3 separate regions of the Homo sapiens genome follow, and regions 1 and 3 are each linked to region 2. Evidence: chromatin contacts called from ENCODE POLR2A ChIA-PET data. All regions are on one chromosome and are shown on one strand. The core of a region is the stretch at or near the end of the contact, and the rest is flanking DNA. Distances in the headings are between cores, read along the strand shown. Region 1 holds the start of PJA2 (praja ring finger ubiquitin ligase 2). Region 2 holds the start of ARRDC3-AS1 (ARRDC3 antisense RNA 1). Region 3 holds the start of FBXL17 (F-box and leucine rich repeat protein 17).

What was found. ChIA-PET counts read pairs that join two places held with the same protein, here RNA polymerase II (POLR2A).
Region 1: POLR2A ChIA-PET joins it to region 2 with 51 read pairs in PC-3. The contact joins the promoter of PJA2 here to the promoter of ARRDC3-AS1 in region 2. POLR2A ChIA-PET finds 5 or more read pairs at or near these places in 6 of 52 experiments (CD4-positive, alpha-beta T cell, CD4-positive, alpha-beta memory T cell, CD8-positive, alpha-beta memory T cell and 3 more).
Region 3: POLR2A ChIA-PET joins it to region 2 with 11 read pairs in CD4-positive, alpha-beta T cell. The contact joins the promoter of FBXL17 here to the promoter of ARRDC3-AS1 in region 2. POLR2A ChIA-PET finds 5 or more read pairs at or near these places in 10 of 52 experiments (CD4-positive, alpha-beta T cell, CD4-positive, alpha-beta memory T cell, CD8-positive, alpha-beta T cell and 7 more).

Annotation. Positions count from the first base shown.
Region 1 is chr5:109,408,515-109,411,405 of GRCh38, forward strand. PJA2 (praja ring finger ubiquitin ligase 2) reads right to left here and starts at 1,460. Exons shown (of 10, transcript NM_014819.5): 1 at 1,328-1,460. RefSeq lists enhancers at 545-644, 685-804, 1,915-2,094 and a silencer at 1,325-1,404.
Region 2 is chr5:91,378,583-91,381,814 of GRCh38, forward strand. ARRDC3-AS1 (ARRDC3 antisense RNA 1) reads left to right here and starts at 1,765. Exons shown (of 3, transcript NR_027435.1): 1 at 1,765-2,342. ARRDC3 (arrestin domain containing 3) reads right to left here. Exons shown (of 8, transcript NM_020801.4): 2 at 112-193. RefSeq lists silencers at 1,627-1,806, 2,427-2,496.
Region 3 is chr5:108,380,541-108,383,421 of GRCh38, forward strand. It overlaps FBXL17 (F-box and leucine rich repeat protein 17), which reads right to left and starts at 1,558. Exons shown (of 9, transcript NM_001163315.3): 1 at 159-1,558. The coding sequence starts at 1,151. RefSeq lists silencers at 409-488, 509-1,258, 1,459-1,708 and an enhancer at 1,809-1,928.

The DNA of each region.
Region 1 (2,891 bases), core at 210-2,709, about 18 Mb after region 2:
TGGTATATGGTATAGCCTCCCTCAAAAAAAAAAACTTTACGTGTACTTGTATGTGTCTAGAAGTGCATTTGCAAGATTTTGAAAAATGAACACTAAACTGTCAACTTTACACTGGAGTGGGACTGGGGGATGAAAAGAAATATTTAAATTTTACCTAACAGTCCGTTATTTATATTGTTGAAGTGTACATCAAACTTGCATGTCTGCAATGAATTTTTAAAATTAAGTGGTCATCTCATATAAAAATGACATGAACCCCAAAAGACAATTACAACACTGAAAAATACAGTTTAAACGTTTATTACTGTTATCCTCAGGTTTATTCACATACACTTCAAATGATCCGTAGCCTTCAGCAAAGGTGACTGCCATTTTAAAGAAATGTGACCAAATATTTCATGATAAAACAGAATACATTAAGCCTGCAATGAAAATTTTAAACTTCACAGAACCAGCAGACTCAAAAGAAGCGCCTATGCGGATGTAAATTTTTTTTTTTTTAATGTCCGGAGAAGGAACTCTCAGATTACTCTCCTCCCTGCAAAACGACTATTTACCACCTCCCCTTTGCTTCAACTTGGTCTGAGCGTCTTTAACCTCACCATTTTGAATGTGCGCAAAATGATTACCAGTCATCTGAGGGAGGCCAAATTAAAGGTGCATCTGCAAGAGGAGCTCTGGCCTGACATCGCTAACTGAGAGCAGCCCTGGCGGAAAGGTGCTGATCCCGGGAGTAGAGCGACTGCTGCGGCTCGAGCGGGGTGTCTGCGTGCCGAGCCTCACTGACAATCGGGGAAAATGCAGACGCCCAGCAAAACGACGGCAACAGAAGGCTCCTCGGGGGAGGGGTGCTGCAGGCCTGTGGCGTAAGATGGTTCCGCTCTACGCGGGGTGACGGGAAACCGCAGAAGGTGGGTGTGAGGTGTTGGTTGGGGGGCAAACTCTTGTACAGTGGCGAGTGTAGGGGAAAGCCAGCGGGCTCCTTGGCCAAGTCACCAAGGACAGCAGAAGAGGCAGCAGTAAAGAGCGGCAGCGAAGACCCCGATACCAACCAATGTCATCTGTCGGGGGGCGGCGGGCGCGACCGTCCCGGATAGGAGCGCGGCCCGGGTCCGGGCTGGACAGGGCCCAGGAGGCGAAGAAGGCCTCCCACAGCCATCAACCCCACCCACCATGGCCGGCGCAGCAGGCCAGGGACAAGCCCCGCTCCTTCCGAAGCTAGAGACAGAGAAACTGAGGAGCTGAACGCAGCAATTTCCTCGCCCCGACCCCCACACTCCCGACAGCGGAACAAGCCAGACTGAAAAAAAAAAAAAAAAACCCTCACCGAAATGTGCAGCGGCTCCGGAGCGAGAACAGCGCTCGAACCTCCACCCGCCACCACCGCCTTCTTCTCCGCCTCCAACTCCTCCCCCGCCGAACGCGAAGCGGCTGGCGGCTGTGGCGGCGGCGGCGGCGGTGGCGGCGGCGGAAGCAGAGGCGGTGGCGGTGAGTCCCGCCCCTTGCGCCGCGGTGGAGGCGAAGGAGGAGAGTACGCAAGCCCCTCCCCCATAGCAGAGATGACCAGTCAGCTTACAGGGTCTCTGCTGGGGGACAATGCATACGCCCAATCAGAACCTGAGGAGTGGGCTCACGTCAATGGTTGGGACGTGGCAGAAAAAGGGAAAAATACTTGGACCTTCTCTACAGCCTGCTCCCCCATCTCCCTCAGGGGGAGTTCACCAATTGGCTGAAGAGCGGAAAGACGAAGCCGACTCAGTCCCCCGCCCCAGCCGAGCCCACCTCCTTTCCCTGCAGTACTGCGACGTTTGGGGAGGGGGCGGAGCACCGTGTAGGAGCTAAAACTGCGCGGCCTTTTGTGGTTTGGGCTGAGAGAAAAGGGCGGGGTCTCGGAAAGGGAAGGGGGTGTGGAGAACTAACAGAAAGACTGGCGCAGTTAGGCTTTTTCGGAAATTCCAACAGCAACAACCAAAATGGAGGCATTAAAATCGATCCTGATTCGACTGGAAACCTGATTAACAAGGTTAAGGTCTCCTGGCATAAAGTTCAGTTACAATGCAGATATCGGTGAGACAAAAAAAAAAAATGACACGAAGAAAGGCTTGTTTACCCACCCTGACCCTGGGCACTATATGGCGCTTTCCACCCTCCCTCTCCGCGCTGACCCTTGCCCCTCGCTTCTTATTCTGCTGGGGCGGGGTTCAGAGGAGGCCTGCCTTTCCTCTGTATAGCCTTGGGCTGACCACAGCCTCCCAGCTTGCATCTTGAGGCTGTTTGTCAAGCCGGGAAGTAACAGCTCCCATCACATGCAACCAAAATAAATACAACAGCTGCAGTCCCCGGACACCTTGCTTAATTTAAACCTGGGTAACAGTTTAGTTAATTATGTCAGTGATACAAAACTGTTTCTTCGTTCCGCACATATTCCCTTTATTCATCTTGAAACGTGTCCGCTTATCTGATTACAGTCCCTCTGTCTTCTCTTATTCCCCACCCCCGACCCGTCGCCTGATGCCCAGGATATATTCATCGCCACCCCTCCCCCGCGAATTAAGAGCCCCACTTCTTGTGCTGTCCCCTTAACAACAGCGAACTCTCTTGCCAGTGAACTGAGACTAATTTTTTTTTGCTGTTGATGGAAATAAATTACCCAAAATTTACTGTAGAAATTTAGGTTTATGAGAATTTGCCAGACATTTTGTGAAATCCAATCTGAATCCCAGCCCACTCCTGTAGTACGTTTCTTACCAAAAAACCATTCCTTGCTTGATATTACTCTGCCTTCACACGTGTTGCTATAGGAGTTCTGACTTTAACCATCCAAGTACCTCTTTGAAAAAAAACAAAATTCATATTTTAATTACATTTCCCTAGTTTCCCTTTAGGGTGTT
Region 2 (3,232 bases), core at 515-3,014:
TGAAAAGGGTTTTTTTTTCAACTAAAAATGTTTAAATTTAGAATACTTAATTTTAAAATAATGCTCTGATCATAAGTATCTATAAAAATGCCTATTATTTATAATACTTACGTCTGTGGAAGCTCGAAGCTGAATGCATATTCATGCCTTCCTGAATGAATAGTGTGGAAGCCTTCTTCGGAATTATCATCATCTAAAACAAACATAAAAAGAAAACAAAGAATTTATTATTCAACATTTACATACTCCGCAGGGTGGCATAACTTTAAAGATGCTTACATAACAATTAAGACCACAAAACAAGCTTTGGAGTCTGAGAGATCTGAGTTCTAATTCTAACTTCATCATTTCCTCTGGACAAAATAAAAATCCTGTCGTCAGCTGCCTTATCTGTAAAATGGGGATAATGAATACTCACACCCCACAGGCTTTTTATTTTTTCTAATGGAAAATGACCCAAACTGCAAAGCATCTGTTTATAAAATAGTATATATACTCAAAAGGCTCGGGTCTCACATCATGGTAAGACAATGCTATCCTTTGTCTCCAACGGTTTGCTTAAATTTATCACATTAAGACTATAATGTATCAAAGAAAAACTGTTCATGCAACCCTCTTAAAATATGTCAGTTTATAGGGAATAATAATACCAGATGTGAATAGAATAGATACTCCAAAACCACTAGAAAACCTTGTCAAATAGACGGAGTAAAAAAAAAAAAAAAAAAAGCCACACATTGATTTTAATGTCAGATTTATAACTAAAAATAATTATTTATTGAACTAAAAATAATTATTTATTGATCTAAAATGATCACAACACTCAGTTGGTCCTAGCAACGACTAAAACTTGCATAAACTATACCTTAGATAATTACAAAGAACCGCATTTAGGTGGTGTCGGCTTATAAGGAAACAATATTTTCCAACATCCTTGAAAAAAATGAAGTCTAACTATTAATAGTTTCCAGTTTCTATAAAAAAGGGATGACCTTTCATTTTACAACCAATTTTTTTGGTGAAATTATTTTTTTTCAAGTGGCATGAAAATAAATATAATCGAAAATATGGGAGGGGGTTCTAGATCATTAAAGTGCCTATTTAGCGTTTTAAATAATTACAGAAATATCTTTTAAAGTTTTCTTGGTGTAGAAACCTTTACGATTAGCCCCCAGAGTAGAAAAAACTGGCACATTATTTAACTTTCCTTCAGCAAAGTATTGGATATACACAAAAAACGTGATGCCTCCCTGATATTAAACGAGAAAAAGGGGGAAAAAAGCATGTATACGTCGATACTTTCATTTAAAAATCATGGTGATTCGCTTATGTCTCCATACAATTTTCCTCGTCCCCTGTGCAAATTCCCCTGAACGGATTTCAGAACCAAAAACTAGCTGATGAGCTGGGGGCCATTTAAATTCGCTCCCCTCGAAGGCGCCCGAAGTTCGCCTTCCTTTCCCTTTCTTCCCTCTTCGCTCCCTTTTTGTGCCAGCTCAGCAGTCTCATTGAAGCGAGCGGCGGCGGCCGCGCCGTGGTAAACAAGTGCCGGGCTGTCAATCAAGAACTAGACCGGAGCAGGAGAGGACCGGCCTAAACCGGCGCGAGCAGATCCCAGCCGGCCTGCCCGCGCGCCGCCGCCGCCGCCGCTGCCGCCCGCGCGCCCCGCTATACATACGGCATACGTCGCGCGGCGCTCGCGCCCGTGCCCGCGCAACCTAGCCTGCTGGCCGGGGGGCGGGGCGAGCGAGCCGCGGCGCTTCCGCTTTACACGCCCCAGCCGGCGACCGGTTCCATCTGGCTCGGGCCACTCTGACACCTTTAGTTTCGGCAAGGGATATTGGGGTGGCGAAGGGGAGGCGGGGGCCCGAAGGCTTCGGAAAACGATGGGGGAGGGGGCAGAGGATACCCGTCGAAGCCCCCCCCTCCCCCAACATTTCGATATTGGAATCACTTTCCTTCTTCCTCGGGCCAGCCTTTGCTCTGTCCCCTCAGGTCAACTCAAGGTAGACAGTGTGGCGACTGGAGAGGTCGGGGAACAAGCTTTGTTTCAGCTAAGGGGAAAACAAGCGTTCACAGGAGTCCCCTGACACCTCCCACTCGGAAGATAGCTAACGGGGGTCCTGCCAACCCTTCCCATCCAACTTCCATCTGAAAAGGATTTTCTGCTAAAGTTGGGTCCATGGCCATCCAGCACCTGTAAGGCCGGCAGGAGCGTCTGCCCTCTACTCAGTTAAAGCCTGAAGTCGTTTCCTTTCGATGGCCCTTAGGAGGCCCAAAAGAGGGGCGACAGAACATGATGTTGACACGGGCTGGGCGCCCCCAGAAGCCCGGGAACAAACGTGAGTACGGGCTGGGTGGGGGTCGCTCTGGAGGAACCTTTACCGGCGCACGCCGGTTTCCTAGCCTCGCCCCAGCCGCGGCGCGAGCTCACTCTCCCCACCCGCCCGCGCCCAATCCAATCAGCGCCTGCCATCGCCTTAGCAACAGGCTAACAAACCTGGCTCCGCCTATCCCGGGCGCCCGGGGCGGGGTCTCAGTTACCAGGCTAGTTTGAGAGCTCCCAGTTTCAAGTCATTGAAACTATTCCAGACTGAGCTCGTCTACGCGTTGCAGGGTTTGGGGGGCATTTTGTTGGGGGTGCAGGGCATTTAGTTTTCTTTACCACGAAATCATGGTGCAACTAATGAAATTATATTTGTCCTCACATCTCGTTGTTCTACTTTTCCCCACTGCAAGTCTTAACCCCTTGAGGAAAAATCTGTTTTCTTTCATCCGTTTCATAAAAGGCTGCAATATTCAGAAAGGTACAAACACAAAGTCATCTATCTGCTTTTCAACAAATACCAAGGCTGTCATTAGGCATTTGCATCTCCTATCAGTGTTAACACTTGGAGAGATTAATTAGTTATTTCAGGATGCAAAGTACCTGTATCTAACTACGAAAATCCTGCTAAAGAACTGAGTTCACCTTAATAGTTTCAAAAATAATGCATTAATACTGTCCCTCAAAGCATCCTTCATTTCTCACTTGCCTTAGTCATCAGCACTTCTCCAGGATGTACGTTTTTAATATAAAAAATAAGGTAAAATATGTCTCTAATTTTTTTTCTGAAAAATCGCCAACATCTGAACTAAATACTGCATTAAAAAGGAGAGGCACAAAAATTACATAACCAGTTTTAACATTATATTCTTCTTGGGCTAGGAATTAAGTCATCGCCACCACCTG
Region 3 (2,881 bases), core at 308-2,807, about 17 Mb after region 2:
CAGAGGCCCCACTGGCTTCCCAGTCTCCCCTTGGGACGTCCCTAGGCTGCCAGGGAACCCCCCTCCTCCGCGCTTAGGGGGAGGAGAGAGAAAGCCTCGGAGGCGGGGGCCGGGGGTGGGGGAAAGCGAGCATCCCTGCGCCTCTCGCCCAGACCCACCTTGAGCAGGATGGACGGCGGCAGCTGGTTGATGTCTGGGGTTTCGGGGGGCGGCTCCCTGTGACAGTCGCAGGGGTTTTCGGGGGACTCCCGACAGTCCGCGTCGCCACATTCATGCTGCTGCTGGGCGGACAAGGGGGCGGTGCCCCCGGCTCGGACAGCGTCCCCGCCAGCTTCGGTGGGGGCACCTTCGGAGGTGGGAGAAGAGGGCGGAGGGCAGAGCGGCTGCGGGGGCTGCTCCGGGGCCTGGCAGCAGCCGGCGTCGGGGGGCCGGGGCGGCGAAGCGCCTCCCCCCGCAGGCCCTCCCCCGCCACCGCCGCCGCCGCCGCCGCCGCAGCCCCCGCCGCCGCAGCGGGGCTGCTTGCAGGGGGTGCAGGCGGGGACCCCGGCCCCCTTCCGCTTGCACACCATTTCGGGGGGCGTAGGGAGCTCGGCCGGTGACGGTGTCGGCCCCCGGAAGAGCTGCACGGCGGCGGGCGGCCCCAGGAAGCGCACCGGCCCCAAGCTGGCCAGGAAGAGACTTCGGCCCTGCTGCTCCCAGGCGGCGGCCGCAGCCAGCCCCAACTCTTTGCAGCAGGAGGCGGGCGACGAAGCCGAGGCGGCAGCGGCGGCGGCGGCGGCGGCCGAGGATAGCAGGAAGCGGCGGGCAGCAGCGGCGCAGTCCTCGGCGGCCAGGGCCGCGTAGCGCCGCGCCAGGTGCTGAGAGGAGGAGGCGGCAGCGTAGGCCCCGTCCCGCGGCGGCGGCGAGAGCGGCGGCTCCTCCTCTGGGCCGGCGGGGGCGGGCGCGCCGGGACTGTGCACGATGAAGCAGAGCATGCAGGGCCCGCGGAAGAAGCAGTCCCGGCTCCGGGGCGCCGCCGGCTGAGGGGGCACCTTGGCTGGGGTCCGGCGGGGCAGCCTGAGGAGAGGGCGCCGGCGGCGGCACCAACTGCAACAGCGAGGCCTCTTCTGGCTCGGGCGGTTACGCGGCTCCTTCGAGAGAAGGTGGCCCATATAGAAGGCCCCGAGGAGGGGGACCGGGACGGGAGGGAGGGAGACCCAGAGAGGCGGGCTCCCGGCAGCGGGGCAGGCCGCTCGCTGGCTCGGCCCCCGGAGGGGTCGCCCTTCCTGCGCACACACACGCACACACGGGCACACACGCGACGGTGGGGGGTGGGCGTCAGCTGCGGGCCGCCGGAGTGCCCGACGGGGGCTACATGCTTTGCCCAGGGAAGCCGGGAGAACGATGGGCGCGAGCTTTGGGGACGCGAGGGAGGGAGCGAGCGAGCCTGCCGGCTAGGCGACCAGTCCGGGCCCGGCCAGCCGGCTCAGTCAGTCAGCGGAGCGGCCGGGGAAAGGCCGGGTCCCGCTCGGACCATTTTAACTGCGGATCCGCCGCCGGCGCGCGCACCCGCGACTCTGCTCGGAGCCGCAGGAGCGCGCGGCCCGTTCCGGCAGGGGGCGGAGCCAGTTGCGGTGGCGCGCTCGTGGCGGGGACGCCGGCACCCGGCTGCTCACCCGGGACGGCCGTCACACCGGCACTACGGGAAGAAGCCGGCCGGCTAGGGCACGGAGCTCTGGGCTTGCGGGGTGCGGCGCACGCCCCTCCCTCCCACCGCCTAAGGTTTTTCCGAAGCTGCTGGGCGTGCGCCGCGTTTCTGAGGCGGGAGGAGACACTTCCGAGCCAGCTGTGTGACATCCGTTTACACAGCCGCGCTGACGTCTCGAGGTGTAAGTTCAAGAGCTGCCATTGGCCGGGAGCCGCTGGGCTCTTCCCCTCACCTTCCACCCCTGTCACCACCCCTGACTCGGAAACCGAGGCCACTTCGAAGCCGCGAGGCGGGTTCCGCCGGAAGGGCCAGTGTGGGCGCTGACCGCGCTTCGGGCAGAGTGGCAGATGCGGCCCCTGGGTGATGCGCACCGAAGTCATGTGAGGGGTTGATTGGTTGTGCGGCACCACTGTTTACCCACTTGTGTTTTCTTAATTGTTGCGTACTACTGCCTTTCCACAACTTTATTTCAGAATGAAAGCATATATCAAATTACCTGTGCACAGCAGAAAGATAACAGCTTCCCCACCCAGTGAGCCATTCAACACCCAGGCTACAAACTGTAGATCACTTTATTGTCTACACCCTCGGAATCCTGTCTAGCCGTCTGTTGTATATTTTAAACATGACGGTGCAGTGCCTGCTATATGACAAACGTTGGTGATCCAGATGAGAAAGAGGAAACAGCTATGCAGGCAGTCCTTTAGAAGGTTTGACTATATCGAGGCTAAAGAGCTAGGGCAGCTGCTAGAGCGGTACCTGGTGCGGAGAGGTTAGCTTTCACAAGCGAAAAATTAGAGGAGGCAAATACCATGGGAATGAGCCACTCTAGTGAGAGAAATAAGAGGAGAAGGTGGAATGGAGAGTGCTTTAGGAAGGATACTTTCTTCATTGTGATTACAGAGAATGAGGAAAGGTAGATAAAGGACGGATACAGAGAGGTGGATGTTTCTAGCAGGAAGGTGAAAGAGTTCCTTTCTGTTGGTTTCTGTTTTGCTTCAGATAGAGCTTGGTTACCTGCTGAAGGGTGGAAGAGAAGTGGCAGGTGTTTAAAAAAAAATCTGCTAAGGATAACTTGAGAGAGCTGACTGAGGAAGAAGTATTGCAATATTCAAGGCCCAGTGGCTTGGAGAAGACCACTGTTGGAACCTACATTGCTATTCCCACTATAGTGGCCAGCCCCACCCAGCCTGC